2 separate regions of the Homo sapiens genome follow, and region 1 is linked to region 2. The links are chromatin loops, found by intact Hi-C in ENCODE. Cell type or tissue: Calu3. All regions are shown on one strand. Links, peaks and the distances in the headings refer to the core of each region. The heading gives the core; the rest is flanking DNA. Region 1 has its middle 67 kb from the start of LINC01365. Region 2 has its middle 75 kb from the start of LINC01365.

Evidence for each region. Peaks named below come from ENCODE experiments on the same cell type or tissue, not always from the same donor. Only the 100,000 strongest peaks of a DNase experiment are listed, where the experiment ranks them.
Region 1: a loop joins it to region 2, with 4 times the contacts of the local background. A loop is called at or near these places in 3 of 110 quality-filtered maps.

Annotation. Positions count from the first base shown.
Region 1 is chr4:119,863,267-119,880,002 of GRCh38, forward strand. No RefSeq gene overlaps it. Among named protein-coding and RNA genes, the nearest start is that of LINC01365, 67 kb to the left of the region's middle. In Calu3, for the core only: no CTCF peak of the experiment used is centred there; no DNase peak of the experiment used is centred there.
Region 2 is chr4:119,721,344-119,738,079 of GRCh38, forward strand. No RefSeq gene overlaps it. Among named protein-coding and RNA genes, the nearest start is that of LINC01365, 75 kb to the right of the region's middle. In Calu3, for the core only: no CTCF peak of the experiment used is centred there; DNase peaks (open chromatin) are centred at 7,778 and 8,938.

The DNA of each region.
Region 1 (16,736 bases), core at 5,675-13,674, 140 kb after region 2:
CTTTTAAGAAGATTTGCTATGAGGAAAAGGAAAACAGATTTGATGGCAGTAGGAGGGAAACGTGCACATTTATTCTTTAGGGCCAGAAGGGAAAGGATGCCTCATAGATCTGAAATTCTTTTAATTTATAGTTATTATGGGAAAAACTAAAAAATCAGAATATTCAAAGCATTTCCTTTTTTGTACAGTTTTAGATTTACAGAAAATTTAAGGGTATAATAAAGAGTAGTAGCATCGAGTTCCATATACCTGCTTTTGCTTTCCCCTGCCCCCACCCCACCCTGTATAGTTTCCCTTATTATTAATATCTTATATTAGTGTGGTACGTTTGTTACCATTCATGAACAAAATTGCTATATTATTATTAACTGAAGCTCATGGTTTACATCAAGTTTCAATCTTTCCATTGTACAGTTTTATGAGTTTTGGAAAATGTGAAAAATGCATGATGTCATATATATATTAATACCATAACAGTTCAATGCAGAATAGTTTCAGCATCCTAAAAATTGCCTGTGCTTCACCTATTCATCCCTTCTCCAACCCTCTTTTTTTTTTTTTTTTGAGGCAGAATCTCTCTCTCTCTCACCCAGGCTGGAGTGAAGTGGCACGATCTCAGCTCACTGCAACCTCTGCCTCCCAGGTTCAAGTGATTCTCCTGCCTCAGCCTCCTGAGTAGCTGGGATTACAGACGCGTGCCACCACTCCTGGCTAATTTTTGTATTTTTAATTGAGACTAGGTTTCACCATGTTGGTCAGGCTGGTCTTGAACTCCTCACCTCAGGTTATCCACCCACCTCAGCCTCCCAAAGTGCTGAGATTACAGGCGTAAGCCATCGCGCCCGGCTCCTCTTTTTGTTTATAAATAGAAAAATTACCAAACTATCTCCAATCCTTAGAACCCCTGGTAACCAATGATGTTTTTACTGTCTCTACAGCTTTACCTTTTCCAGGATGTTACATAGTTGGAATCATACTTCTTTTATCTTAAAAGTTAGCTCTGCACATTTGCAGTCAATCTTTTCTTTTACCCCCAGCATCAGACAACTACTGATCTGTTTTCTGACTCCATAGTTTGTCTACTATAAAAATTTGTATACATATAATTATACAATATGCAGATCTTTAAAATGGCTTTGTTATTAGCATATTTATCAATTTCATCTGTTTGTTGCATGTATCAGTAGTTTGTTCTTTTTAATTGTTGAGTAGTACTCCATGGTATATATTTATTTACTGCAGATTTTGGAAGAACCATTCTTGTTGTATGTATTTTTTAGGTTCCAAAAATTTGTTACTGTTGTCACCTCTCTTCTTGTGAATTTCTGTCGTTATAACATGCAGTTATAGTGAAGCTTTTGAGACACTGAAATTGAAGGTGTCTGCTAAAGCTACTCTTTAAACTCAGAAGTTTTTTTTTTTCCTTTACTTCATAAGGTGATAGGTGAAGACTTGTCCCATCATTTTACTGTGAGGAGAATAATTACTATGACATTTCAAGTATGTAAAATTAAAATATATCTAATGAACTTCGTGTGTCTTTTTATATATTTTAATAATTAATTATTTTGATGAATGCAGAATATTTTCATGACAACAAGCAAATTATCTTTGCCACAATTATTATATTTAATGGTAACTACTAATCATCTAATGAAATTTAGCCACAATACTGGTGGTATCCACACAGCACCTATTCCTTTATTTTATTTTATTTTATTTTTGAGACAAGGTCTCACTCTGTCACCCAAGCTGGAGTGCAGTGTGGCAATCATGGCTCACTGAAGCCTCGAACTCCTGGGCCCTAACGATCTTCCCACCTCATCTTCCAAGTAGCTAAGAATACAGGTGCTTGCCACTGTGCCCTGCCCATATTCCTTTTAAACATTTTCAAATCTTCTCTTCTAATTGATTATTGCCCTCATAAGAAAAAATTATATCTTTATCACAATTGTAAATGCAGTAAAACCTACAATAAGACTGTACTTGCTTCGGGTACTCCTTATATGTCTGATGAAAGCACTAACTTTATTGTGCATGCATCTTAAAAAGGAAAAGCTATCAAGGTTGAAGGGCATCATACTCAAATTACTTGTATTTCATAGTTTAATAATTGATAGATAATCCAGAGAACCACTTCCATACCATTTTTAAAGCCAGCAAAATTATATAAAACCTTAGAAGAACTACTATGGTTTTCTTTTATGGAATTCTTATTAAAACAATCCACCTGATTATCATCTATGCACTTAGGCAAAATAAAAGCTTACTGGCATTATGTGTGACACAGTTCTGAGCTCTCAATTTTTCCAATTGTTGTGCCAAAACTATTTTAAAATGGTACCTGAGCCTAGCATTGCTTAATATTTTCCTTGGATCTTACTTGGTAAAAGATAAGTTTATGTTTTCAAGGCTGCCCTGTAATTTTTGTTTTCAATTGAGTTTAATATGAATGTTTAAAACTTGCATGATGACCAATTGTAACAAGAATACTATGTTAAAACCTGAGAATTTTTGGCTTTAAAAATGAAACTAAAATAAATAAAGTGCAGAGATTGACTTTATATTACTTAAATAGCTTTTTTTAATTTTTAGAAATTAGACTTGAGATTCATCAATTCATGTTGAAAAAATTGGAATTATTTAATTTTTTCAGAGATAATATTTAAAACTTCTTTTTTTTCAAATTAGAAGGCTATTGTAACTGAAGAGTATGATGCAATCCAATTTTGTAACTTTCTGGTTTTTTTCTTTATTAGACCCAATCTGTGCTGTTTGAATAAATAACTTCCTAAAGAATTATTTTACTGAAAGTGAGGTCTGAAAATGTATAACAAGTTACCTGATTGTCTTACTATTTTGAAACATAATTGGTTTGATTTATAAAACTCATTGATTTAATGGGTTTGCTGTTTCTCAGCATAGTCTGCCTTTTTTAAAAGATCAGTTTATTAAATTTCCCCCCAGAAACCGTAGATATAAGAGTGAGGTAAAAATAATGTTGATAATGAAAATAATATTTAGTTGAAAATAACTGAAGTGGGTGATAGCACAGGCTTCTTCCTTCTCTGGCATATCAGAAACAACGGTATGGTTGAGTAAGAGTAACAGGTAACATAAGTTATGACAACTTACTGTGTCAGAAACCATTTTATGAGCTTTGTATGTAATAAATCATCTTCACAAGGTACATAATATCAACATCACCTCCATTTCATAGATGAAGAAACTGAGGCGAGTCATTTGGCTGAAAAGATGTGAAACTGGGCTGAGTATCCAGATAGTGTGGCTCTGGAGTCCACAAGCTTAACCATCTCTCCAAATTGCTGCTATAAAGGATAATTATCCAGAAAAAATGTGAAAGAAATTATACAAAGGAAAGATTTCTTTCAAAAAAAAAAAAAAAACGATGAATAATGATAATGAAATAAAACATAGCAATCATAATGGAGCAAGAATCAAACCAAATGATGCAAGCCCAATGTGGCTCTAGTTTACTAAGTCACCAAGCAGTACTATTGTGATATGTTAATCTTTATTTGACTCATAAACAATAATAACTAAAATAAAGTCATTAATAACTATAATAAAGCAAATGTCTCTCATTAAAATCAAGAAGAGACAGAGAGTGTGCCTTTCATACTTACTAGTTTTTCATTTTAATTATTTGTTCTACTAACAGTGTTGTAATGGTAGAGGCAGGATGGAAGTGGAAAGAATTGGAGAATCATTTAATATTGAAATGGATTTTAGACATCCAAATACAGATGTCAGGTAAGCTGTTGGATTAATGTAACTCAAACTCAGAGGAAAAGTCTGGGCTGGAAATATAAATTTGGGGATCATTATAATGGTATTTAAACTCATGAAATTAGTTGATATTATCCAGAAAGAGGGTGAAAAAAAGAGAAAGAAGTCTCATAGTAGGGTAAGAGGAGAAGTCAGTAAAGGAGACTAAGAAATAGCAGCCACGGAACAGTGGGGAATGCATGAGTGTAGGGACACAGCAAGGAAAGTGAGCATGGTCAAATATGCTTAAGGCTGCTGACAGTTAGATTATGTGAAGTCTGTCCACTGGGCTGAGCAGCATGGAAGTCACCAGTGAATTTAGAGAGTAGTTTCATTGGAGTGTGGAGATAGAAGCTAAGTTCATGTGGGTGGAAAAATTGTGGTGAAGTGAGGTTAGAGAGATCATGAGTAGGCTAATTCTACCACACTTCCTATAGTTATTCTCATTAGAAAAGCCCAACTTTAATCACTGCCCTCCTCATCCCTATGAAACCGTCTCCATGGAAACACATGACACTATCATATTTTCTCTATATTTCTTTAACTCTCATTTGTTCATCTAGTTCATCTTTTCCTTCAAAATCCCTATTTGGAGAACTCATTTTCTATGGCCATAAGCATCGCCTACTTTTTCAACCACTTCTTCAAATGTTGTCTCTACCGTCTCACCTTACCTTTGCCTTGTCTGAAGACAGTGCTTTCCCAGCAGCCCTCTTGCTGAAGTTGTTTATTGTGTCTCCAATGCGTAGGGGCCTAGAGTGGGATCATTATTCATGTTCACTATTGCCATTTCCAGGCAATACTCCTGCTCTTTTAATGGTTATGCTACCTGGCCGTATTACACATTTCTCTTCTTACTGCCACATTTACTGATTTCCTTATCACTCATATAAATTCGCTAACATTTCAGAATGTGTGAATGGTTTCTTTTAATTTTTTTCAAAAATCTTCTCAAATAGATAATAGTTATCCAAAAATCAAAGTTAAAAATATTTTTGTCTACTTTTCTTAGAAGGTAAGAAATTTAGCAGTCCTCTCATCATCCTTCTCCCTCCCCACCCCGTGCCCAATTTTGACTAACAGGGTCTACAAAGCCCATCACAGTGGCCTTTGGCACCTGTGATCAGGTTCATTCTGTGCTACTCTTTTCCTTATTTTTGTATCCTTAGGCTGTTCTTTCTACCCGCAACAGTCTTCCTAATCTAGTTTCATCCTACTTTTTTAATCTAGGACTTACTACTCAGATCTCTGTTCAAATGTCCTTTCCTAAGGGAAGCCTCCTTTGACTCCCCAGACTAGGTCAGGTGCCCATCAGTTGGTCTCAGTGCCAAAGGTTATGATGATTTTGAGTGAGCTTCAGACTATCATACAGATGGGCTCCAGCCCAGTCCTAGGTAGAAGGAACATGAAGAAGGCAAGAGTAAGAGCAAGAGCTAAAAGATTGATTTGGTCTTCTCTATTTGAGATTGAAAGCATAACATGCATTTCTTTTTCTTTTCTTTTTTTTTTTTTTTTTTGAGATGGAGTCTCGCTCTGTCGCCCAGGCTGGAGTGTAGTGGTGCAATCTTGGCTCACTGACAGCTCCACCTCCCGGGTTCATGGCCATTCTCCTGCCTCAGCCTCCCGAGTAGCTGGGACTACAGGCGCCCGCCACCATGCCCAGCTAATTTTTTGTATTTTTAGTAGAGACGGGGTTTCACCGTGTTAGCCAGGATGGTCTCAATCTCCTGACCTCGTGATCCGCCCGCCTCGGCCTCCCAAAGTACTGGGATTACAGGCGTGAGCCACTGCACCCGGCTCATGCATTTCTTTTTAAAAGAGGTATTGAATATAAACTATAAATAGTAAAAGGTATTATATATATAATTCATCAATAAAATACCTTTTAAGAATCTAACACTTAGATGATTATTCATTCGGTTATTTAAACCTTCAGGTTAAGGACCTCCTTCATAAAAACATGGTTGGATAGGGTTTAGGTTATCTTTAAGTAGCAAAACTGTAGGAGTTTTACATGTAAGCTCTTCTGTCTTTGATGACCCCAAGACTCTTGTGTTTTTCTCCTAGAAATATTATTTGGGGCCAGAATACAACTCAAAGCAATGTTGTTTCAGCTATATCAGAGAGTAAAGATTTTGATTATGAAATTATCTGCTTCTTTAACTGTCTCAGGATGTTATCTCTGAAAAGCAAGTTAACATATTTTCTACATAGAAGACACCAAAAATAGACATGTATGGGAGAATAATGTGACTGCTAAAAAAACTGGGGGAGCTAATCTAGTGCTTCAGAAAATAGAGAGAAACTGTATTGTAACTTTTTGGTTATAAAAATTTTCCACATGCTTATTTTCATTTCTAAATTACAAAGTATTTTGACAAAGAGAGATTTTCTCTGAATTTGTAATCTACTTTGGCTTCATGAAACATCAATTTATTTCTAAATATACCTTTAACCCTAAGAACATTTAAACCCCAGTCTCTTTAGGGCAATAATTTTCCATTTGAAGTGGCTCTATTAAGTTTTGATTCATTGAATTTGATTAAAAAGATCAAGTGCCCAAGAAATTGTAGAATCTATAATTTTAGACAATCTTTTAATATTAAAATACTTTCCTTTCATATATTCATAAACTCATGATTCAATAACTTGCCATAATTTCTAAATATTTTATATATTATTCACCCATCATCTCAAATCTGTTAAGTAGTTCCTTAGTAAAGATAGGTGATATGTTGGGTAATGACTAGGTTTATTATTTAGCGTTACAAAACTTGAAAATGAATCTACCTTTAGGGTTATTTTCTGCCTATGAATAGGTGCCAATGGCGACAATAAACCTCTGGATACCAGAATGATTAATTAGTGAGATGGTCTCTGGAGGCCCTCCCTATCAGTCCTCAGCCCTGACTTCTGATAAAGTCCTCTAAACTAAAACCTTTCTCTGCTTTGCAAATGTAAAATTCTTTTTATTTTAGAAATTGGTCATGTATTTCAAGAGTTTGATTTAATGTATCTGGTTGTCTATTTAACTTTTTCTGCTGAATATTAGATAGGTCAAGACAGAGACTCAATTGTTTGGCTGGATTTCCTCAAACTGATGATGTCACCGTTAACACAACAGCAATAACAATAGATAGAAAATATGTGAGTTAGGTAAACTGTAAATTCCTTGATTGCAGATAGAAAATGACTATGAAGGGCCGGGTGCAGTGGCTCAGGCCTGTAATCCCAGCACTTTGGGAGGCCGAGGCAGGCGGATCACGAGGCCAGGAGATCGAGACCATCCTGGCTAACATGGTGAAACCCAGTCTCTACTAAAAATACAAAAAATTAGCCGGGCGCCTGTAGTCCCAGCTACTAGGGAGGCTGAGGCAGGAGAATGGTGTGAACCCGGGAGGTGGAGCTTGCAGTGAGCCGAGATCGCGCCGACAGAGGGAGACTCTGTCTCAAAAAAAAAGAAAAAAAAAAAAAAAGAAAAAGAAAAAGAAATGATTATGAAGGTAGATTATTTTTGAAGTTTGTTAATAATAGTCAAGTTCTTGAAAAACTTGCAATCACCTATTGCCAGAAAATAGCATTGACTCTGTTGAAACTATTAAATACACACTTCATAGATCTTTATTTTTTAACATACGTTTTATATATTTTCTGCCTTTTTTTGTAACTGTTTAAAGTAGAATATACACTGTTTTATTTTTTAACACTGAATAGGAAGTATTTTTCTTTTTCCATCTATTCAAATGAGATAACTTAACCACCGGGCAGTACACATTTGGAGGCAGAAAAAATGATCTCTGTCTAAATTTTCTTATGTGAGTATGAAGAGAAAATTTGCAGGTCGGAGAAGTCTAGGTATTATGTATTAGTTTATAAAATTTAGTCAAGTCATTAAATTTATCTGTGCTTCATGTACCTCATGTATAAAATGAGAAACTTGGACTGAATTATAAACTCTTCCAGTGCTGGAATTCAGTTACTATTTAATTTCCATGAGTCATTTTGAGATTAGAAATTGAATTAGAACAATAAATCTTAACAATCATGAAAGAATTATTAAGCACTTAATTTATGCATGCCATTTAATGTTTTTCCATAAAATTTAAAGGATTATCTACCTTGAACTAAAGTATATTCAAAAGGAAAAGTCAAATAGACAACCATGTAATATGTAATTCATGTTTTTCAAAAAATGGTTAGTTTGGATCTGACCACTTTGAAATAGCTGAAATATTTTACCACTATTAATTTAATCTCTCAAATGATAAGCACCTCAAGTTACTTTTTAAAAGGTAAAAGGTTAGACAGAAATAGATATTTTTATACTTCTATTTAGGTCAACCTGCTTATTCTTGAAATAAAGTTAAGTTTTTTTAATGACAACCATTAAGTTTTTACTGGTATTGTTCTATATGACAGGGAACAAATCTTATTTAGAATTGTGTATTCCTCAGAGGACTAACCAGTTTTGTAGTGTGACTGTGTATTTCAGAGTCCCTTCTGATTTTTATCAGTTAAAAGGAATGTGAAGACATAATACTAAAAATTATTGTTGTATTATAAACTATGAGTACATTTCTTGTAGGTGTGTGGCCCTGAAAATACATGTGTAGATCAATTTTTCTCAAATTGAATCACATTTTAAATATTCTATGAAAAAACTGCTACCTAAGTAAGCTTATGATTAAGTTGTTAGGAGAAGAAAATATATACTGAGCTAACTTTTTTTTTTTTTTTTGTAGACAGTCTCACTCTGTCACCCAGGCTGGAGTGCAGTGGCACAATCTTGGCTCACTGCAACCTCCACCTCCCAGGTTCAAGCGATTCTCCTGCCTCAGCCTCACGAGTAGCTGGGACTGCAGGTGCAAGCCACCAGGCCTGGCTAATTTTTGTATTTCTTTTTAATAGAGACAGGGTTTTGTCATGTTGGCCAGGCTGGTCACAAACTCCTGAGCTAATTTAATATGCAATTAGATTATAATTTTTTTTCTAGTAATATCTAAAACATGAAAGGAGATCATCTTAAAATTAAAAACTCAACTAACTTCACAATTACATATGTATTTTCTCTGTTGTCTTCTTGGCTTTGAGAAAATTTAATTCTATACAAAACATATCTCAATCGCATTCTCATCTACTCTCACCTTTTTCCTCCCTCTGTGGCTACTCCGGCTTTCTCCCTGTTGCTCTAATACCTCAACATCTTTCTTATTTCAGATGCTTCATCCATCTTCATTCTTTTCTCTTTCTAGTCTTATGAAGCCTGTTTTGACCATTTTATCAGTCACGTCACTTTGTTTGTTTATTCAATAATCTGTATGGGAATTTGTATCTAATCTTTTTTTTTAATTTACATGTGGCAAGCTTCTTCTCTGAACACCTGTCATTTTTATTTGAAAGAAGTCATTGAAAGTAAACAAGACCAGCAAGCCTTCACAATAACAGCAGGAAGTTCCCATAAGTCGGCTAGTTTTGCCCTAGTGATACTTTTCTATCTATTTCACAATACTTGATCCCTTGCCTCCAAAGGCCCCTGGATGGAATATCCTCCTTTCCACTAATTCTTGAACTGGCCAATTCCTCTTCTGAAAGACTAAGCTAAGGCCTAATTTCTCCTTCTACCTCCAAGCAGGCTGAGGTCTCCCTGTGCTATGATCCAACCTTATTCATTTCTCTCATATTTCACTTACCACATGGAGCTTAATTGCTGTAATAGACTTGTCAGCTTTCTGAGAACACTTACTTATTTTAACAGGGATATGACTAGTTTCTTATTAACTTTGATAACCATCAACTATCCCAGTGGCTACTACACAACAGCTGCTTAATTACGTATGTTGAATACCTGAATAAAAACAGGACTATGGAAAAATGCCTGCCTCTGAGTGGTCTCTGAATGTTTAATTTTCCCCTAGATTACTTCCCAGTAGTAAAAAAAGACAGACTGAGCACTTCATGACAAACCCTGGACCCTTAGCTTGACCTGTCTTAGTTCTTCCAAGTAAGCACAAGTAAGGTGGGATATTTCTTTCTTTTTTTTTTCTGCTTATGTTTCATCAATCCATTTTGAATTCCTGAGTAGTTTGGAGAAAATAACTTGAAATGAGTTATAAAGTCTTCCATATATTTTTATATTTTTTATTACATTTCAACCTAATATACTTTTCTTTTCTTCATGGAACTGAAATAGTGATGCAATTACAAAGCAGAGAAGGAAGTAAAGCAATACTTATTTTGACCACCTACTATGCTCTTGACTGTGAGCTAGGCACTCTGGGTCCATTATCTCATTCAATTCTCCTGATAGCCCTAAGAGGGAGGTATACTTAATACCAATTCAAGGTTTAAAACAAAACAAAAACAGAAACAAAAACCTGAAGCACAGCTATATTATTAGTATGAGGGCTGACTGACTTTTTAAAGGACTGTGGCCAATTGTAGTCATATGTTTTGCAGCTATGGAACTCCTTTAGACCAATGCTATGATTCTTTACTATTGCCTGCTTGGAATTACCATAAAATGAGATTTTTCACAAAGTCATTTTTATTTTGAGTTTTAGCGATTTATGAGAATGGAATTTACTAAAATTTAAATGATGCAGAAACTAAGAGATTGAAGGAAAAATAGAAATGGATAGAAATGGAGAAAAAGAAAGAAAACATAATTTATTTTATAGGGAATAACTAGTAGGTCATGCAGCACAATGCCTGATATTTATGTAGTTTTAGATTTATACTTTTGGAGGGTGAGTGGTATATACACACATATACAAATGAAATATTTCAGGGGAGAATTAGTGGCCTATCTATATATCTATCACTGAAAATTTTCAGCCATGTGATAAAGGATCTCAATAAACAATCGTTCTGGGTTGTGGGATTGAAACTCTCAAAGAGGGGGTGAGATCACTCAGTGGCTATTACCATGGGTAAATCTTTTACCTCACCTGCCATCAGTCTCCTCATTTGTAAATAGGTGGTTTCAATAGATGCCCTCTGAGGACTTTTTCTACAAAAATATGTTGTGATTTTTTTAAAGATTTTAGTTTTGACTACCTTTTGATACAGTTATTAATTAACAGAGACATGACTAATTTGTTGGAAAAGTCAGGAGAAGAATCTAAGCAATGTAATACTCAACAAACTGGAAAAATCCGTCCCTTAATAAACAATAAACTATCTGACTTTTTATGAAGTCATTTCCATTCCTTTGATACTTACATATATTTTAAGGGTCCTTTTGTTTCTGTATTTCTGAGCTCATTTCAATTATGTTAAATTTTAGAGATTTTCCCATGGAAGTGTTGCAAACTCTTTTAATAAGTTTGATATATGAAAAACTGCATTCAAAACTAGAATTATTAAAATTAATTTTAAACCTCTGTAGATATATTTCTAAGCAGATGGGAGAATATTTAGGCTATTAAACCTAATCCATAAATCACCATCTAGGGTAATGAGACTTTAATGTTGTCTTCAATTTTTCCATTAATTTGAAGTGTCCAGAGCTTTCAGATAAGTTATTTTGGTTTAATCATTATGGAGCAAATAGGACTCTGTTGCTATGGAAAACTAATTTCTTAAATATGTGTTTTCCTTTCTGTATTGAAATCTCTAATTCATTTTCCATACTCCCATAATCTTATGTAACAAAGTAGATAAGTATTCCAATTTTATATTTTATTAAAATTATTGATATACAAAAGTATCAGAGATTATGTAAGAATAAAACGAAAAAGAAATAAAAGTTTAGCTTTCTTTACGATATCATAATATTGTAGCTACCAAGAACCAAAGTCTATCATTAATTCATAAACTTCTGAATCATTTATATGTCATGATCCAGAAATGATGACCTGATTTATATAACTTGATGGAAAAATTAGAAATTTCATCTTTAAATATGAGTGTCAAGGTTTCCAGAAGTTGTGTGTCTTTGAATATTTAGTACCACATGATGCTCCAAGAAGATAAATTTGAGAAATGCTTTCTTCGAGATACAGCATTTATATATGCATTACATATATTACATGTAAATCTTGCAGTGAAGAAATCTGTTTAATCAAGCTTAACAAAATATTTTACTAATGATCCTGGAACAACTATTTTCATATTTAAGATGTTAGTCTATTTTGGAAACTGTTTCACAGAACTCATTCAGAGAAATATTGCAATATGTCAATAATACAAGCTTTTATCATGATGTAATTTCTAACCTACTTCTATAAGGATCTGTCAATTATTATTATTAAAGAATTGAACATATCTTTAAAAGATGAATAGTCTTAACTAGATTTATATTTGCCAATCACATATTATGATTGTTTTTTTAAAATTAAGCCTGAAGATTGAACATAATTTTTTGGAGGGTAATTTGAGAATGGATGAATTAGGTAACCTGAAAATACTCCTACACAAAGTAAAACACACACACAAAAGGAAAATACAATGAACATATTTTGAGAGTGTACCTGAAATTGCAACAAAGTAAAGGAAATTCTCATGGGTCTCAGGTGAATGGGCATGTGGAACAGTTTTGTGGGGTGGAGACTGGGCAGGTGAAACCCTAGCAGGAAATCTGTCACCCAATCTTGCTGGAGCCCTGGAAAAACAGGGCTAAGAGAGAAGTAGGGGGAAGTTTGTGTTTTAATGGTTATGCTGACACAAGGTCTGTTTATGTTGGAGAGATTGAATCCTAACACTTCATTTCGGACTCTTGGAAGTCTACACCTCAGTGAAATGGTGCTGAGAAAAATCTGCACACTGGACCAATGAGATGATGGGAGGAAGCTTGTTGGAATATGCATAGGCTCTATATAGAAATAGTCACATGCTCTGAGAATTACTTGCATTAGTCAGCCCTCACACAAGTTTGGATTTTGAGTACTAACTACCTGTGAGGTCTAAGAAACCCCAAGCCAAGAAATTAACATAGAAAGTGGTCCCCACTTCACACCTACTAAGGTGACTATAATCAGTAAAATAGAAAATAACAATTGTTGGTGAGAATGTGGACAAATTGGAAGCCTGCATTCTGGTGGGAATGTGAAATGCATGTGAAATGGTGCAGCTCCTGTGGAAAACAGCGTGGCAGGTCCTCAAAATCTTCCGTATGACCCAGCAATTGCACTGCTAAGGGTATATCCAAAAGAATTGAAAGCAAGGACTCAAACAGATATTTGTATACTACAATTTGCATTTACAACAGCCAAAAGGTGGAAACAACCTGTGTCCATCAAGAGATGCATGGATAAACAAAATATGATATATACATACAATGGAATAAAGCCATTATCCTCAGGAAACTAGCACACGAACAGAAAACCAAACACTGCATGTTTTCACTTATAAATGGGAGCTGAACAATGAGAACACATGGACACAGGGAGGGGAACAACACACACTGGAGCCTGTTGGGGATGTGGGAGAAGGAAGAGCATCAGGATAAATAGCTAATGCATGTGGGCCTTAATACCTAGGTGATGGGTTGGTAGGTGCAGCAAACCACTATGGTTACCTAAGTAACAAACCTGTGTGTCCTGCACATATATCCTGGAACTTCAAATCAAATCAAATTAAATTAAATTTAAAAAAATTCAGCCACGAAAGGAATGGAATTTTGATAGATGCTACAACATGGATGAACCTTGAAAATATTAAGTTGAGTGAAATAAACCAACAGAAGGACAAATATTATATAATTCCACTCATGTGAGATATCTAGAATAGTCAAATTTATAGAAATGGATTTAGAAATGGAAAGCAGAATAGAGGTTAGCAAGTGTTAGGAGGAAGGGGGAATTAGAGTTATTGTTTAATGAGTACAGGGTTTATGTTGGGGATGATAACAAATTTGAGGCACAGGTAATGTTGATGTTTATATAACACTGAAAATGTCTCTAATACCACTGAATTGAATAACTACAAGTGGTTAAAATGAAAAATATTTTGTTACATATATTTTACCACAATAAAAAAAGAAGTGGTCTCAGACCAGTGGTAACTCCAAATCACTTGAAGGGAGCTTCCATAAAATGTCTTTGGAGTGACTGGCTCTCTTATTCCAGGCTGTTCAACTATTAGTTCCCAATGAAGACAAATCCACAATCGAAATCACAGCACATAAGAAAACAGTTACTCCATGAGGTAGAGTCAGCAGATAATAAAATATCAAGATTATATTACCAAGAATTTCAGCCAACCCAACTAATTTACTACAACAAAGAAATTAGACGACAATGGAATATACCTTCAAAATACTGACAGAATATATCACCTGCCATTCTACCTCAGTTAAATCACCAAACAAGTGCCAAGATAAAATGGGGTCATTGAAATCAATGCATTATAAGGCCTTAAATTATTAAAAAGAAGGAGATAAATACACTGACTCAACATTCTAAAATTAGTCCATTTTAAAGCTTAAAAAATTTAAAGTTTTAAAGGCTTTAAAGTTTTAAGGCTGTAGTTCTCAAATTTTTTATTCTGGACACTTAAAAAATTTTTAAGGTTAGTAAGAACTTCAAGTAGATTTTATTTATGGGCTTCACATCTATCAACATTTACCATATTAAAAACTAAAAGAAAAGAATTTAAAATACTTGTTAATTTATTTAAACAACAGTAATAAACTTACCATATGTTAATGTAAATGGTAATTTCTGTGAAAATAACTATTTCCCAAAACAAAAATGTATTGTGAAAGGAAAATATCTTCTGCCCCCAAAATTACTAAGCTGGGAAAATTCAAGCTGAGAATCAAACTGTGTCCCGACCACCTTGGGCACATGATGTCAGGAATTCCTGAGGCTGTGTCACAGATGTGCATCTTCAATCTTGGCAAAATAAACTTTCTAAATTAATCTGAGACCAGTCTTATATTTTCTGGGTCTACGGTATTAAGAAACGTAACATTGTTTTGTATTTTTATAAATCTCTATAATGTCTGGCTTTACGGTTTGGCTGGATTTGCATATCTGCTTCTGCATTCAGTTTCTTATGATACATTACCCATTCTCTGGAAAATTCCACTGTGTACATGAAAGAATGAAAGTAGGTAAATAATGTCTTACTTTATTATTTAAAAAGAATTTTGACTTCACATACCCCCACCACTATCAAAAGGTCTTGGGGATCTTCAGGGGCTCCAGACCACAATTTGAAAATCACATTTTGAGACTTAGATTATACAACTGGATTTTAAAAAATACAATTTTATTCTCTCACCACTGCTGTTCAACATAGTACTAGTCATTCTGGCCAGAGCAATCATGTAAGAGAAAGAAATAAAAGGTATCCAAACAGGAAGAGAGGAAGTCAAACTATCTTTGTTTGTAGATAACATGATTCTGCACCTAGAAAACCTCATAGTCTCTACCCCAAAGCTCCCTGATCTGATAAACAACTTCAGCAAAGTTACAGATACAAAATCAATGTACAAAAATCAGTAGCATTCCTTTACACCAACAACATCCAAGCTGACAGTCAGATCCAGAATGCAATCCCATTCACAACTGCCACAAAAAGAATAAAATACCTAGGAATACATCTAACCAGAGAGGTGAAATATCTCTACAATGAGAATTACAAAACACTGCTCAAAGAAATCAGAAAACACAAATAAAAAACATTCCATGCTCATGGATAGGAAGAGTCAACATCATTAAAATGGCTATACTGCCTAAAGTAATTTATAGATTCAATGTTAGTCCTACCAAACTACAGATGACATTCTTCATAGATCTAGAAAATACTATTTTATAATCATATGGAACCAAAAAAAGAGCACAAATAGCCAAGACAATCCTAAACAAAAAGAACAAAACTGGAGGCATCATGTCACCTGACCTCAAACTACACTACAGGGTTACAGTAACCAAAACAACATGGTACTTGATATGGTTTGGCTGTGTTCCCACCCAAATATCATCTTGAATTCCAATGTGTTGTGGGAGGGACCCAGTGGGAGGTAATTGAATCAAGGGGGCAATTGAATCCCGTGCTGTTCTTATGATACTGAATAAGTCTCATGAGATCTGATGGCTTTATAAAGTGGAGTTTCCCTGCACAAGCTCTCTTTTTGCCTGCCACCATCCACATAAGATGTGACTTGCTCCTCTTTGCCTTCTGCCATGATTGTGAGGCCTCCCCAGTCATGTGGACTTGTGAGTTCTCCATTAAACCTCTTTCCTTTGTAATTTGCCCATTCTCGGGTATATATTTGTCAGCAGTGAGAAAACAGACTAATACAGTACTGGTACGAGAACAGACACATAGACCAGTGGAACAGAATAGAGAACCCAGAAACAAGACCTCACACCTACAATGTGCTGGAATAACTGGCTAGTCACATGCAGAAGATGGAAACTGGACCTCTCCCTTCCACCATATACAAAAATCAACTCAAGATGTATTAAAGACTTAAATGTAAACCCTAAAACTATAAAAACCCTAAAAGAAAACCTAGGCAATACCATTCTGGACATAGGAACTGGTAAAGGTTTCATGATAAAGATGCCAAAAGCAACTGCAACACAAACAAAAATTGACAAATGGGACCTAATCATAATAACGAGCTTCTGCACAATAAATGAAACTATAAACAGAGTAAATAGACAACCTACAGAATGGGAGAAAATTTTTGCAAACTATGCATCTGACAAAGGTCTAATATCCAGCATCAGTAAGGAACTTAAACAAATATACAAGAAACAAACAAACAACCCCATTAAAAAGTGGGCACAGGACATAAACAGACACTTTTCTAGAGATGTACATGCAGCCAACAAGCCTATGAAAAATGCTCAGCATCACTAATCATTAGAGAAATGCAAGTCAAAATCACAATGACTTTGACTACCTCACTATCTCACACCAGTCAGAGTGGTAATTATTAAAAAGCCAAAAAATAACAGATACTGGCAAGGTTGTGGAGAAAAGAGAATGTT
Region 2 (16,736 bases), core at 4,160-12,159:
CAAAAATATGGAACCAGCTGAAATGCCTATCAATCAATGAGTGGATAAAGATATCTATCTATCTAGCTACACACACATACCATGGAATATTACTCAGCCATAAAAAGAAATGAAATAATGGCATTTGCAGCAACCTGCATGGAGTGGAGACCATTATTCTAAGTGAAGTAACTCAGGAATGGAAAACTAAACATCGTGTGTTCTCACTTACAAGTGGGAGCTATGCTATGAGGACACAAAGACATAAGAATGATACAATAGATTTTGGGGACTCGTGGGGAAGGGTGGGAGGGGGTGAGGGATAAAAGACTACACATTGGGTACAGTGTACACTGCTCAGGTGATGGGTTCACAAAAATCTCAGAAATCACCACTAAAGAACTTATCCATTTACCAAACACCACCTGTTCCCCTAAAACCTATTGAAACAAAAAACAGATTGAAAAAGAGAATATTTTGTCTGGATATTACCTTGTTTAATTATGATATAAAGTAGTTAGCTTAAGGACAAGCCTAAAGAAATATGAAAAAATGAAAAGACACTCAGTCTTTGATAATGTTTTTAAAGCATTGAAATAAGCAAGCCTGGAGTCACTTAATCTGAACATTTCTTCTGTGAAAGAATAAATGCCATCATGATCCAGCTTGTTAAGCCAAAATTTTCTGTTTCTTGTGGCTGAAATCTTTCTAACTGCCACAGCTTGTGGAAATACTTCATTAGTGAATCATTTACAGTTAAAGGATTTGTCAGGGCTGAGTGCCATGGCTCACACCTGTAATCCCAGGACTTTGGGAGGCCAAGACAGGAAGATCGGTTGAGCCTGGGAGTTCAACATTAGCCTGGGCAACATGGCAAAACTCCATCACTACAAAAATAAAAAAATTAGCCAGACCTGGTGTTGCACATCTACAGTCCCACCTACTTGGGAGGCTGAGGTGAGAGGATCAATTAAGCCTGTGAGGTCGAGGCTGCAGTGAGCTGTGATTGTGCCACTGCACTCCAGCCTGGGTGACAAAGTAAGACTCTGTCTCAAAACAAATTAATTAATTAATTAAATTAAATATATAACCATTTTTGTACATGCACATTAATAAAGTTCCCTTCATTCCTACAATCTCTTTTATATACATGTATATGTATATTATACACTATCTCTGAGAGAATGAGCTAAGGGAGATATGTAGATAGATAGATAGGTATGCATATATATGTTTTGTTTGGCCTGTGAACTATAAAAGGTTATTACATTTTTAAATGGTTAAATAAATAAAAGTAATTTTGTGACATGTAAAAATTATATGAAATTCAAATTTCAGTGACCATAAATAGTTTTACTGAGATGGAACCATGCCCAATTATTTACGTATTGTCTGTGGCCACTTTCCAGTTTCCAAGGCCCAGTTGAATAGGTGCAACAGAGACATATTGCCACAAAGGGTGAAATATTTACTATCTGGCCATTTACAAAAAAAGTTTGCTGATCTTTGGCCTAAACCAATGCTTCTCAGTGTTTACTGTGCATGTGAATTACTTGGGGATCTTGTGAAAAGGCAGACTCTGATTCAGGAGCTGTGAGTGGGGCCTGAGTGTCTGCATTTCTACTGAGCTCCCAGATGATGCAGATGCTGCTGGTCTGAGGACTGCACTTTAAGTAGCATGGGTTTAGAGTAGGGTCAGCAAACTTTTCCTTTGAAGAGCCAAGTAATGAGTATGTATTTTAGGATCTGTGGGCTATGTAGTCCTTTTTACTACTCAAATCTTCAAGGTGAAAGACCTGCCACTGCACTCCAGCCTGGGTGACAGAGCGACACCCTGTCACGAAAAAAAGAAAAAAAGATTTGTCAGACTAAGTAGGTAGGCCTTTACTTCAGGCTTGTATCCTAAGAATAAATTATCCTAGAAAGAATAGAGAAAACTGGATGATGACAGAAAGATAAAATAAACTCATTTTCATTTTTACTCAAGTAAAAAAAAAAAAAGAAAAAATATATGTACAGAAAGAGAGAGAGGGAGATGGCAGTAACCTAGACCAGGAGTCAGAACCTATTCTAGCAAATCCATTTAGAATAAAAATTTTAAAAATACATATTGTGTACATATACACATATACACATACAATATAAGATTGTGTATATATATACATGCACACATTTTTTCATATCTATATATATACACACATAATATATAGGAAACATATATATATGTTTCCCATAAGATTATATATAAGATTATATATAAGACACATATATACACACAATATATAAGAAACATATATAGGAACATATATATATGTTTTCTGTAAGATTATATATGATTCCTATAAGATTATATATATTTCCTATAAGATTATATATATAGGAACATGTATATATATTTCCTATAAGATTGTGTATATATATTTTATATAAAGTGCACTTCTGAAAAATCTTGGGCACTTTCATGTTTCTCAAATTGGTTAACCCAAATTATTAATGCTGTGTTAATTCAATAAAGTGCTTTCATCTACCCATCGTTAGTGACAGGTCTTCATTTTGTGTCTCTAAAGTTAGCTTTGATAAAGTTTGAACATAAAGGTTTCTATGAGCTACACATTTTTTCTAATACTGATCTATTAATAAGCTCTGTATATCAAAAGTTTTGCCTATCAATTAAAGAGACTTGAACCCTGCCAGCATATTTAGAAACAGTTAATATGGTTGGTTTGAATTTGGGGCCAAAAGAGTTCTTAATTGCGGTTAGATTCCCATTCCTTCAGAACCAGGTATGTGTATAAACAGATAGGTTTGCTGACCAACATACATGTATATGAGATTGTAGGGAAGAAGGGAAATTTCCCCTTTGCTCTCTGAAGGTCCACTGAAAAGTCAGCTCACAAAAGGCATATTAATTGGAGAAAAAGCATACAAATTTATTAACGTGTACACGAGGAGAATCACAGAGTGATTACACAATATCCCAATGGGGTACAGGTGCTTATATACCCTACTTCTCAGGGGAAAGGAAGATGGGAACTGTGGATGATTTAGAGGGATAATAAATGGTTTTGAGGGGAAGTCAATGGGCTTGAAGAACATACAATGCTGGCACAAAGTCTGCTGGGCCCACAGCACAAACAAACGTATGTAACAAAAGCCTGTCCAGGTTTTTGACAGACTTCAGTCTTTTTTTTCTGTGGCATGAGTTTAGTTAATGAAAACTCAAGGAAGGAAACAGAGATAATTATTTTCTTCTTTGGCAGGTCCAAATTTTAAGCAGATAAGGAACTTCAGAGAACAACTTCATCCTGTGCTTTGGGAGACACAGAGGATCGAGAGCCAGGAGGGGTGAGGGGAAATAGGTCAGAGAGACCTTGAGGTTTCCTCTTCAATTCATCATGTCAAAGCAAGTCAAAGCACCATATTGTAGGGTATCTGTTTCTGAGCCCCAAAAAGATATACATAATATGTACATTATATACATATGCATAATATATCTATCCTCCTAGTAGTCTCTCTGTACTGTATTTATTCTGCCAATGAAAAATATGTAGTACACCATCACATCATTTGACAGAACCTTTGTTACAAGTTAGAAATTATACAGGAGGAACAGCAACATATTCTAGGATAAATCAGATAAGTAATTAGTAACTGATCTAAAGTCACATGTACTAGAAAATATAAACTAGGCCAGGTGCAGTCTTTCATGCCTGTAATGCCAGCACTTTAGGTGGCCGAGGCAGGAAATCGCTTGAGCTGCAGGAGTTCGAAGCCAGCCTGGAGAACACAGCAAGACGTTGTATCTACAAACAATAAAAACTTAAAAATTAGCCAGGTTTGGTAGCATGCACCTGTTGTCCTAGCTACTCAGAAGGCTGAGTCAGGAGTATTGCTTAGCCCAGGACTTTAAGGCTGCCGTGAACTATGATCACGCCATGGCTCTTCAGCCTGGGTGACAGACAGAGGCCATGTCTCTTAAAAAAAAGAAAGAAAGAAAGAAAGAAAATAAAAGAGAAAAGAAAATATAAACTAGGTGTTTAGAGTCTTGGGGAGAGTGAAAAGGGAGGCAAAGTATTGGCTAAACAATGATGTGACAGTAAGTAATGAGGCAGTATCCTAGACTAGATCTCTGCAAACTATGGCTTATGGGCCAAATCCAGCCTGCTGCCTGTTTTTGTGTGGCAGGTCAGCTAAGAAATGATTGAAATCATTACATTTTTAAATGATTGAAAAAAATAAAAACTAATAACATTTTGTGATGTGAAAATTACATGAGATTCAAATTTGCGTGACCATAAATAGTTTTATTGAGATAGAACCATACCCATTTATTTATATATTGTCTGTGGCAACTTTCCAGCTTCCAAGGCCAAGTTGAATAGCTGCAACAGAGACATATTTTCAAAAAGGTTAAAATATTTACTATCTGTCCCTGTATAGGAAAAGTTTGCTGACTCCTGGCCTTGACAGCCTAGACTAATGCTTCTCGATGTTTACTTGCATGTGAATTACATGGGGATCTTGTGAAAAGGCAGATTCTGATTCAGAAGCTGTGGGTGGGGCCTGAGTGTCTGCATTTCTACTGAGCTCCCAGCTGATGCAGATACTGCTGGTCTGAGGACTGCACTTTCAGTAGCAAGGGCTTAGAGAGGGGTCAGCAAACTTTTCCTTTAAGGGGCCAAGTAAGAAGTACATATTTTAGGATCTGTGGGCTATGTGGTCTTTTTTACTACTCAAATCTTCAGGGGAAAGGCAGCCATAGGCAACATATAAAAGAACAGGAGTGGCTGTTCCTATAAAAGTTTATTTGCAGAAGCAGGTGTTGGGCTGGATTTGTCCCATGGGCTGTAGTTCACCGGTTGCTAGGCTAGAGAATTAGTAAGTGATTTCTATTAAGAAATAAGCATTGTCCTTCCTTCAACGTGCTTCCTGGTTCCATTAACCCCCAATAATAATGGTGATGAGTTTCAGAGAACAGTAACTTATCCAAAACTGCCACAGAAAATCAGTGGTGAACCTGGCATAAAACATAGCCATGATTAGTGGATGACCGTCTGGAGAACATGTACACTGGGATTGTGACTATTCTAGTTTCCTTCATTGTGGGGCCTGGCACTTGCAGACCTAAACAATAAAAGGTGAGACATCTATTTAGGGCCAAAATTAAGTGTAGGTGTCAGGAAACTGGATGTTTGGCTCAGGGAGGGCAGAATTCTCTATTTAATAATAAAGTTTACGCCTTCACTGCATGTTCTTGAAGTTAAGGCTCAGACAAATCTCAGAAAGCAAATGTTTCATAGTCTTGAATTTCTCATGCTCTAAAAATGAAATTGCTCTACTTTATAATAATGTGTTATTTTAGGCACCAAGTAGTGTGGCATTCTGCCTTCCCAGTGTACTTTGGAATTTTTAATTATACAATGAATGTCCTTTTAACCACAATGACTAAAATTACATTTCTCTTTCCAAATTCTTCTAGAATTATTTCCCTCTGTCTAAGCTACAGTTACTGAAATAGGGAATAGACCTTAATTCTGGCCTAGAATATAAGATTTGTTTTATCTTTCTTTATGCTGTCATTTCTGTGTAAATTAATGTGTCGATAAGGCATGAATCAGCATAACTACATGTAATAGATTAATAGAACACTAAGAACATATATGTTATAAATAAAAATGCTTAGGAAAAATTTATCTACAGCCTCAGACACAATATCCTTAGATTACAGATAACATATAGATATGAATAATTGTGTCATTTTTATGAATCATGTGTTGAGAAACTTAACGTCACTGCTTTGATGATAACAATAATTTCCATCTTACAAGCAATTAGTGTAGATTCCTGAGCAAGGAAGAATATAATGAGCGTTCTAATTCCTAAGAATCTATCATCTCAATTTTAGATGGAGCAGGAAGTTGAAATATGACATTAAATAAATATGAACTCACACAGAATCAACGACTCTTAGAGCCAGAATTTTTGATGGTCTAATTTAGCAATTTCATGCAACGCTTCTATGTTTCCACGTAAGTCCATATTGAATAAGTTAAATTGTTAAAGCCATTTTCTTCTTCAACACAAATATATTGGCATTTTTTCCCTGAATGTAGGGATATGTATTAGTTTCTCAGAGCTGTCATTAACAAACTGGCTGGCTTAAAATAACATAAAGTTATTGTCTTACAGTTCTGGAGGCTAGAAGTCTGAAATCAAGGTGTTCGCAGGGCTATGCTCCCTCTGGAAGCTCTAGGGAAGAATCCTTCCTTACATTTTCCTAGCTTCTGGTGACAGCTAGCAATCCTAGGTGTCCCTGTGTTTGTAGAAGCATCACTCTAATCTCTGCCTCCATCTTCATATGCATTTTCTCTGTGTCTCTGTTTTCACATAGCTCTCTTCTGAAAAGTACATCAGTCGTATTGAATTAGGGGCCTACCCTACTCCAGTATGACCTCATCTTAACTAATAACATCTTCAACAACCCTATTTCCAAGTAAGGTCACATTCTAAGGTACTGGGTATTAGGACTTCAGCATGTCTTTTTTTGGGTGGACACAATTCAACCTGTAACAGAATATAAGGATGCAAAGACGTTATTGTTTCCCATGCAGCCCTTAGAGTACAGAGGAGAAAGCGAATGTGTAGATTTTTGAAGATACAGTTTATAATAATTTAATACATACAAAATGCTGTTAGAGTATTGTGGTGGTGGCAACTATTTTTTTCTAAGTGAAATGGTAAAGGAAAAATTTTAAAGGCAGTTGCCATTTGAACAAGGTTTTGAGAGACAAACAGGAATTCATCCTAGAGAAAAAAATTGCCAGATGTGGGGACATATTAGGAAAACAGTTTTGGGTAAAGGCATGAAAATAAGAATGAATAAAGTGTTTATTTCCTGTGATTAACACTAGCAACCTATTGAGTATTAGTATGTGTCATTTAACATTCACAACAACTCTTTTGATCCCGATTTTGCAGATGGGAAAACTGAAATTTAGAGAAGCCAAGTACTTTGTCTCTAGCTTATGCATCTGAAGGTAGTCCTATTGGGTAACAAGACAGTCTGATTGCACAGCTTGTGTTATTAGCCACTGAGATAAACATTACAGTTTAAAACATTTGGAAGTATATATGGGATGGCTACAGATAAAGCTGAAGAAGTAGACTGAAGATTAATTGTAAAGAAATTGGTTTATCAAATCAGGAGTTTGAACATTGAGGATTATAAGCAACTGAACAATGTCCAAAGCTTTAAGGAAAGGTGTCAAATGACCACACTCATGCAGAGTAAAGGGTGGATTGGGGGAGAGGGAGATTGGAGGCCCAGGAGCTAAAAAGGAGGCTACTGTCTCCAGCTATGTTAGAAATAATGAAGATAGGAAATTAGACCATGATAGTGAGATGGAGAAAAATGATAGAATCAAAAGATATTTTTCCATTAATATCAATCAGACATGTTCATGCCCAAGTCAGTATATTTTCTTGTAATCACCTGACAGGTTCTTCCCGCCTGCTGCACAGATAGAACCAATTCACTGAGACAGTGCTATTGCAGTAGAGAAAGAGTTTAATAATTGCATGGCTAGCCAATCGGAAGGACATGGAGTTTGTTACTCAAATCAGCATCCCCCACAATTTGGAGGCTGGGGATTTTTTTAGGATAGTTTGGCAGAGAGGGCTAGGGAATGGGGAATGTTGATTGCTTGGGATGGGGATAAAATCATAGGAGGTCAAAGCTGTCTTTTTGCACTGAGTCAGTTCCTAGGTGGGGTCACAAGACCAGTTGAGCCAGTTTCTTGGCATGGGTTACTAGTCTGGGTGGTACTAGCTGGTCCATCAGAATGCAGGGGCTGAAAAATACCTCAAAACACCAATCTTAGGTTTTACAATAGTGATATTATCTTACAGGGGCAATTGGGGTGGATACAAGTCTTGTGACCTCTGGCTACATGACTCCTTGTGGTTAGTTTTACAAAGGTGGCAGTGGAGGGTGTTTAGTTTCAGGAAGGGGCTGTGATCATCTTTGTTTTAAAGTTGAACTATAAATTAAATTCCTCCCATAGTTAGCTTGGTCTATTTCCAGGAATGAACAAGGGCAGCTTGGAGGTTAGAGGCAAAATGAAGTCAGTTAGGTCAGATTTCTTTCAGTGTCATAATTTTTGTAAAGGTGATTTCACTCTGTTGCATTGCCATTCCTCTCCTTTGACTCAAGTGCCAAAAGTAGAACTTGTCCCAACCCAAGTGATTACAATAACAATTTCAATCCACCACCCTAATCTTAGAAAGAGTCTGGTAAGTCCATGCTGGGGGTATTTAAATAATTATGTGTAGAAGACATTAAAATATGGTTTAAAGTGCTAAAGACTAAACTAACATACTTTAAAACAAACTATACAAAATTAGTAAAGAATATTTTGTCAAAACGCTTTGATACAATCTCATTTATCTTTACTAAGGTGTCAACACCTTTGGGTTAAATTCACCCCAGGGTTACTGTCATTATAGCCAAAGGTCTACATCTCGGCTTATTCCATAAAGCCTGGTTATTTTTTTTAAACTCTTGATTATTTCTTAATAATAGTTTTAAGTTTCTTACCAAGTTAATGCAACAACGTTTTGCACCCATTTGAAAGCAAGGCATCAACCAAAGTTTCCCAGTTGCTTTTGTATGGGACAGAGGAAGTCAGCTCTATGTCTCCTTGTGACTTTTGGCCCTCATCTAAATTAACTGGGACGTTTAACTGAAAATCTGCCCAAACAGTTATGAATATCCAGCAGGATATTTTTGGAATTTCATGAGAAAATATCAATTACCAGAGGAAAATTTATTAACACAAGCTGTACTTCCCTTAAGTGAATTTCTTTTATCTTGAAGAATTACTTCATGCAGGTATCTGGTGTCACCACAGACCATGCATTGTAACTTGCTTATCTTTAGGGATGTTTGGCCTGTCTGTGTGTACTTGGCAGCTTTCCCTACGCATTGGCCAGGGCCATGTCATACAACTGCCATTAGTCAGGCAAAAGCAAACATAAACAATGTTTGTGAATCATTTTTCCACTTTTAGCCAGTTATTTAAAAGCACAACATCATAAACTTGGGAAAAATGAGAGATAAGCTGACATATTTAATGCATTCTATAGCACACTAAAAGATTCCACTAGATCGTAAAAAGAATCCTAAAAATTCTGTTTAATTAGTTATACATTGCGTGATGGACATGGAGGTTACCTGAAAATGGTATAGGGGCCAAGGGAAAACTTTCCCTTCACCTTGTAAAAGTTTGTTGAAAAATAACTAACAAAAAGCAGATTAATAAGAGAAAGGTCATAGAAATTTATTAGTGTGCACAGGGGAGAGTCACAGAGTAATTACTCCAACCCTTCAAGGGGGCATGGAAGCTCATATACCATCTTGAGGTTACTGAAAGAATGAGGGCTCAGAGCATGACCCCAAAAAAGGTTATGGTGCTAAATCAGGTTTTAGGAGGGCAGGAGAAGAAGACCTGGCTAGGAAAAGTGGTTTTGTTATGTAGAAGAACCTCACACGTAGCAGCCTTCAGGGAGTATAGATGGCAAATATTTCCTTTAGGCCTGTAAAAGTATCAGACTGTCAGTGAATCTTTCCTGGATCTGCACAAAGGAGGACCTTGGAGAAAGCCTGGTTGCATCAGTGCAGATTTTCTCTCCAAATGCAAATCTCCCTGACAGAAGACATCTTCATCGATTCGTGTATTTCTAGCTCTTCTTAACAGCCATCTTTAAATATTTCAAATAAATATATTTTGGGGTGAAATATTTTGATTTCCTTCAATGGCAAATATTTTTTCCTAATGTTTTCCCAGGTACCTGAACACAAAATAAAACAAATCCTAAATCATGTGGGAATAATGTTATGTCTTCTTGTGATTGACTTTCAGCTTGATATTTTGCATCATTGCTAGATAAAAGAATGCTTGGAATGTTAATATGGAATGTTGAGCACTAAATTAGAATTCAGTGTTGTAAGATTTGAAACAAACATAGCAATTAAGAGGTTTTAAATTCTTGTATTTCATCACTTCTGAGAGACCATTTCTTTATAGAGTGTTCTACAAAACAGCAGCCCAAATGACAGGGAGATGGAGAAGGAAAATGGAAAAATAGGAAAAATTATCCTTCTTCTTTTGGTTCAAAGGCATGTTTGAAAAAAATGTTAGGGGTAAATAGTGATAAAAAAATGCTGACAGTGTGAACTTACCAGTGTTGACTAAACAGTACAAACACATCAGTATCGTGATTTTAACTTACGGCTAAAATATGAAAAACAATAGGAGGAAAAAAACCCGACCTATTCTCAGTACCCATGTGACAGTAGGTAGGTAGGCAGACATGAACAGGGCACAAGAGGCTCCCCACAACCAGAAATGTCAAGTGACCATCAGGTGATGGTCAAGCAGTGGTTAAACTGTCTCTTTAAAATAATTGGTTGCAGCCAGCACCAGAAAAAGGCAGTCTCCCTATAGATAGAAAACAGCTGAAACAGATGACCAGCAGCTTCCTGGTAAGATCTCAGGAGCTGGGCGAGTCGGCTCAACCCTGCGTATTAAAAGGCAAAATGGTGGAGTTTAATTGGTATATGACCTCCCTCTAGGAACACCCAACTGGTAAGGGAAAAACACCTCAAATAAGCACGTGCACAACTTCAGTAAACACACTGTGCATGCGGCCCCTCCCAAGTGCTGGCAGGCCAGTACATGTGCAGAATGCTAATGTCTAAAACCCTAAGTCAAAGGTCAAATCAGACATTCAAATCTCTCAAGTGGCCCACTTGGCCCTCTTCCATGTGTACTTTATTTCCTTTTATTCCTGCTCTAAACTTTTTAGGAAACTTTCACTCATGTTCTGAAACATGCCTTGGTCTCTCCCTCTGCCTTTTGCCCTTAGGTCAAATCCTTTCTTCTGAAGAGGCAAGAATTGAGGTTGCTGCAGACCTGTAGGTCTTCACCACTGCTAACACCCAGACTGTCACTGTCAATGTGAAGAAAGTCTCTGCATCACATACTATATTAATGGACATAGTGTGACTCAGGTCTATGGGAGCGTCTAACACTAACATACCTGCATCAGAAGGTAAGACCAACTGTGAGGGGCCTCTTCATCTGCTTCCATAATATTCTGGGAACTTAAAAGGAAACCAACCTGGAATCAAGTGGTGAAGTGGGATCTGTGATGGTTTTTTTCATAGTGAAGAACCCAAACACACCCAGAGAATGATCATATAGTTACATGGTCCATATAGATATGTAGTCTACCCAGAGTTTCCTAGCAGTTTAAAAATGGATCTGGGGATAACAGTGTGATCTGAGAGACCAAAATAAATGCCCCTTTATTAACTAAGATGGACTCAAAGGTTAAGGAAACAAAATTACCTTTGGGTTGAGGGTTCAGGAATTGGCTGGCATGGCTACTTCCTAAATTCCTACAGCTATAAGAAAAACCACACTCTTGCTACACTCTCTAATAACAGGATCTATCAAGCAAATTGTCAGAACCCTCCTAACTTTGATTTACAACCCAGACCACTGCAACTCTGGTTGAACAGAGGACTAGCCTTATAGACACTCCTTCCTGATAAGCTAGGCCAGTTTCAGCCAGTTCATAGAGACTGCATACAAGCTGTCTTTGTATCCATGTTCTGACACAAAGAGCCAAATTCCCCCTCATTTTAATGCTAAAACCCCACCCCAAAGTGAACATGAGGTTGTTGTTATATATGTCTACCCATTGCACATGCTCTTGGCTTCCCTCTTAAATATGTATAGCCTTTCTCCCAAACCTGCTGGATATATATAATACAGGCCCTGTGAGACATTAAACTCAACCTTTCCTTCCCCTCTTTGAAGAGAGAGCACCTTCAATTCACTTTGGAGACTGTCTCTTCCCAGTTTGCAAGCTGATATCACCAGTAAAACTTTTCTTTCTAGTATTTAGCCATCCTTGTGGTCCTTTGCATAAGAGAGAGCGAGAAGGATGTAGAGAGCTCTAAGTTTTTAGACCCCGAGAAAGGGATGGAAAGGGTTAGTTCTGCTTGGTCTACTTAGAGATTCATTTGATTAAGCTTTCATCTGGGCTAGGCTGCTTCATATCTGGATACTCTGAGGTTATACAAAATACAGGGCTTCAAACTATTCAGAATCAAAGGTATATGGATAGGGAACCCTTGCATTTCAGTCCGCCTCTGGGTAAATCCAGTTCATTGCAGGAGAATTCAGCAGTGGTACTTGACACTTGGTCACTCCCTCACAGAGGATAAAAAGTGGTGGATACAGCCTGATCACACCAACTAGCTTATAGGCTGTCTTAATACATTCTTTAGTGATTACACATGCTCAAATTCATGAACATCATTGGTTTACAGAAAGCAGCAATGTTTCTAGTATCTTGTATGTTCTAAGAAAAAGCCATTTGCCATTGGAAGGGCCAAAGTAAAACTTCTTCTTCACTCTCTGAAGGTTCACTGAAAAATCAGCTCACAAAAGGCAGATTAATTGGAGAAAAGGCATACAAATCTATTAACATGTATGAGAGACAATCATAGCGTGATTACCCAACATCCCAATGAGGTACAGATACTACTTTGTAGAGGAAAGGGTGATGGAGAAGTGCAGATGATTTTAGCGGGGTAGTAAATGATTTTTAGGGGAATTCAATGGACTTGAAGAGCATACAATGAACTGGGACAAAGTCTACTGGGCCCACAGAGCGGGCAGTGGTTTGTGACAAAATCGTCCAGGTTTGTTGACAGACTTCAGTCTTATTTTCTGTGATGAGCTCAGTTAATAAAATCTCCAGGAAGGGACCAGAGGTAATTATTTTTTATTTGTCAGGTCCAGACTTTAGGCAAATAAGAAACTTCAGAGAACAGATTTATCCTGTGCTTTGGGAGACCCAGAAGATTGAGAGATAGGAGGAGTGGGGAAGAGTAGGTCAGAGAGACCTTGAGCCTCTTCTTCAGTTCAGCATGTCAGAGTGCCATATTTCGGGGTGTTGGTTTCTTTTTTCTTTCTTTTTTTTTTGAGACAGAGTCTCAGTCGGGAGTGCAGTGGCGCGATCTCGGCTCACTGCAACCTCTGCCTCCTGGGTTCAAGCGGTTCTCCTGTCTCAGCCTCCCGAGTAGCTGGGATTACAAACACACACGGCCACGCCCGGCTAATTTTTGTATTTTTAGTAGAGACGGGGTTTCCCCATGTTGGCCAGGATGATCTCGGACTCCTGATCTCAGGTGATCCATCCGCCTTGACCTCCCAAAGTGCTGGGATGACAGGCGTGAGGCACGGCGCCTGGTCCTGGGATATTGGTTTCTAAACCCCAACACCATTTATAACTTTTCAGAGTTAAAGTCAATAGAGTAGAATTTTAGCAAATTGAAGAAAGATAATAGGGTCATAATGTCTACAATCTTACAATGATGCTTGATTCATATTTTTATTAAAGAGCCAATTTAGAGAAAAATTGTAAATAATGGTGATGATGTGAATCAGAGAAGAGGCAAGAGTTCAGCAATATGGAGGCCTTTCACTGCCTATCCTAGAAAACGCTGTTCTTATGTGTTACGTGGAGTATAGATACCAGTGCTTGGGGGGCTGGAGTCTCATTCTGATGCCATAAATTTGATTCTGAGCTTAGATTATTTGTTTAAAGCAGTTATCTGAAGTGAGACAACACTTACAAATAGATAATAGGACTGCTGTTTAAAGTTTCTGAAAAACCACAGAGCAAGACAATGTATTGAAAAGAATAAACAGTGGGGATTTGGAATGATCTTTCTGAATCAATAACAAGTGACAGAAAAGAAAAGAATTACTGATTTTCTAGCTATTTGGAATGACACAACACTTTCTGGGATTCACATTTCATATCAGAGTTGTTTAACCAGCAAAATGCTGAAGTGATTAAATATGAAACCACACAGCTGAGGCTGGAGAAAACTGTTTGTTCAGAAATGCTTCTGGAATGAGACTGCAGCTTTAGTTATTTTTGTTTGGTTGGTCAGTGATGAAATGTGCTATACTCAGCCTGCTAAAGTTATCCACAGAGGAAGGTTTACTTTGGTGGTTTTAAGGTATCTCCTTTCAGAATTTTGATGTGGCAGCACATCCCTTAACAGCTCATTTCCTGAGGGATACTAAACAAGAGGCAAACCTAGGAAAAAAGACAAGTTTAAGATCTCTCACCTCACTGTGAACTCTTTCCATGTTTAAACATAGAAGACACTCTCATAATCTGGCTTCAACTGAACACTGCCACAAAGGCCCTAACTATTTATTACGCAGTGACCCAGGGCCTATTTTTCAACGGAAAAATAAGAGAAGATATCTTTACTAGCTTTGTGCCTTGCCCAAACATGAAACTGAAGCCAAAATGAGTGAAAAGACTTTGTTTTACCTATAACAATTTAGTTAAGAGAAAATTTTTATAGGTTTATGTGCAGAGTCAACATCTTTTGGTTATCCACTGGAAATTTATAACTATACTAATTTATATCACTTTATTAAATATCCATAAAAATCAGGCTGTTAGTTATTGAAAAATAAGGAGCTCACAGTTTGAAAGATGATAGGCATGTGGTATTTTTAATTATATCTAAACTTATAAGTCAGGGGAAATGGTAGATACAGTTTCTAGTGTAAAGCTTAGGTTGGGATTGAAAAGGTAGCATGATTGGTCAGGGCACACCTTGGGGTTTAACATTTTGTGGTGTCTGTTGGGTGCCTTGGACACTGGAGATCTTGGAACTGTATCCTGGAATTGCATATGGAATACAGTCATCACATATGCTTATAGAGTTAGCACTTCATGGCATGCCATGGATATGCTATTGTCATCTGATGTTTTCGTCTTACTTCAATGGTATAATGCAAAATGGTTAATAATGTAAGTTTTTTTCAAATATAAAATTACTTATAAGACACACATATTCTTAAGAAGCCATATTACTAAACCAAGCAAGCTAAATCCTCAAAACAGGAGACGAACAGCAGAAAGGGATTGCAGCTACATGGAGAGACTCACCAATGTGTCTGAATAAAGTGAATATATATTTTTGAAAGACATCATTTCCAACGGTAAAATGAATGGAATTATTTCCTGCTAAGACTAATCTGCTATAATTTGATTGGTCCATATTCTTTAAATGTAATAGCACCAGTTCCTGAAATTCTTAAGTTATTAAAGATACAATATTTTAAAGGTTCTTTTGATCACAGTTAAATTACAGATGATTTTTATTTTTCTTGGCATTTTATAAAAAAGTTAAAAAATAGCTCTTACCAGTGGTGTGCTGGTAAACGTTCACTACCCAGCTTTCAGGGCAGGGTTGGGGATGTCCTGATTCAAAGTATTTGATGATCAACCAGTATGCAATGCTCCCATAATGGCCAAGTTCAAACTACCAATGGGATATCAACCAGCTAGAAAACCTCCAGAAAGTTTAGCAATTGGCTCTCACAAAGCAGGATGCACAGCTCCAGCACACTGACTAAGACTATTTTTGTCTTAGCCGAATATAAGAGCAATCATCATAACTTAGGAGTTTATCAAATTAGTAACCAAATGTGAATATGGAACCTCAAACACTCTGCCATATGATCCTCCAAACACCTATAAAGAGAAAGGGGAAACATAATAGGAATAAAAGTAGAAAAGTTCTACTATATTTGCTATATCCAGAATCTTACACCAAATATACTTTAAAAGCCTATTAAATTCTGTGAACAGCTTCCTAAGACTTTGGATAAATATTAAATGTGCTTATAAAATATAAATGTTTTTAGTATTACTTATAGCATGGTGTTGTTAGAAGTACAATGTCAATAAATGACCATGAATAAACTTATTTACTGCCAGTTGCTAAACCTCTTCCTTGTGCTGCTTTTTAATTTATATTCCTCTGTTGTTTCCTCTTTGGCATCATTTTTCCTCAAATTAGTTTCCTCTATGACAATGCCAATTTGTTTCACCAAGACAAATACCCTTGTGAAAGCTCTTTGTCAGCTAGACTGTTTATAATACAGAACTAAGGTGATCTTATTTTTCTTCTTCAATACCGCTCCGTAAATGAAAACAACCTTATAGAGATGTTGCCAACCCTCTGCCAGAGCTTTAAGAATTTTTTGAAAAATAACCTCTGAATAATCTCAACATACCTGAAAATGTTAATAATTTAGGGAAAAGACACTTAGTTGTTTGTTTGATTTACCAGAATCTAAAGTTACAAGTAATAGCTTCTTAACTTTGTTCATTGCTTTCAGCAGCTCAAGCTTGGGATTCAGAAGCTCTATGCTGATTAAGCCTCTGAGAATTTTTTCTTTTCTATTGGCAGTTGATAAACAGCGCTTTCACGATAAATGTACTGTAATATAGTTCTCAATTGTGAGATTTTTTTTTTTTTTTTTTGGTCAGGGGCGGGTATAGTTAAGATACAGACTTACCAAAGAACACATAATTTGATAACTTTTACCAAGTCTTTTTTTTTTTTAAAGCACTTAATATGTTTGAACTTGCTAAGTTGTCTCTCATCTTCTATTTTTGTTTTTTGTTTGCTTTAACACAGTAGATGTGTAAAGGTGATACTTAAGAATAATGAAGAGGTAAGGTAGTTCTAAATAGAATTATTAAACAAGAAAAATTTTAGAAAAATGCTACTTCTCTTTCTTGGGCCTTAAAAAGGACTCAGGCAAGATAAATAAGTTGCGTGCATCTTTTTTTTTTTTAAT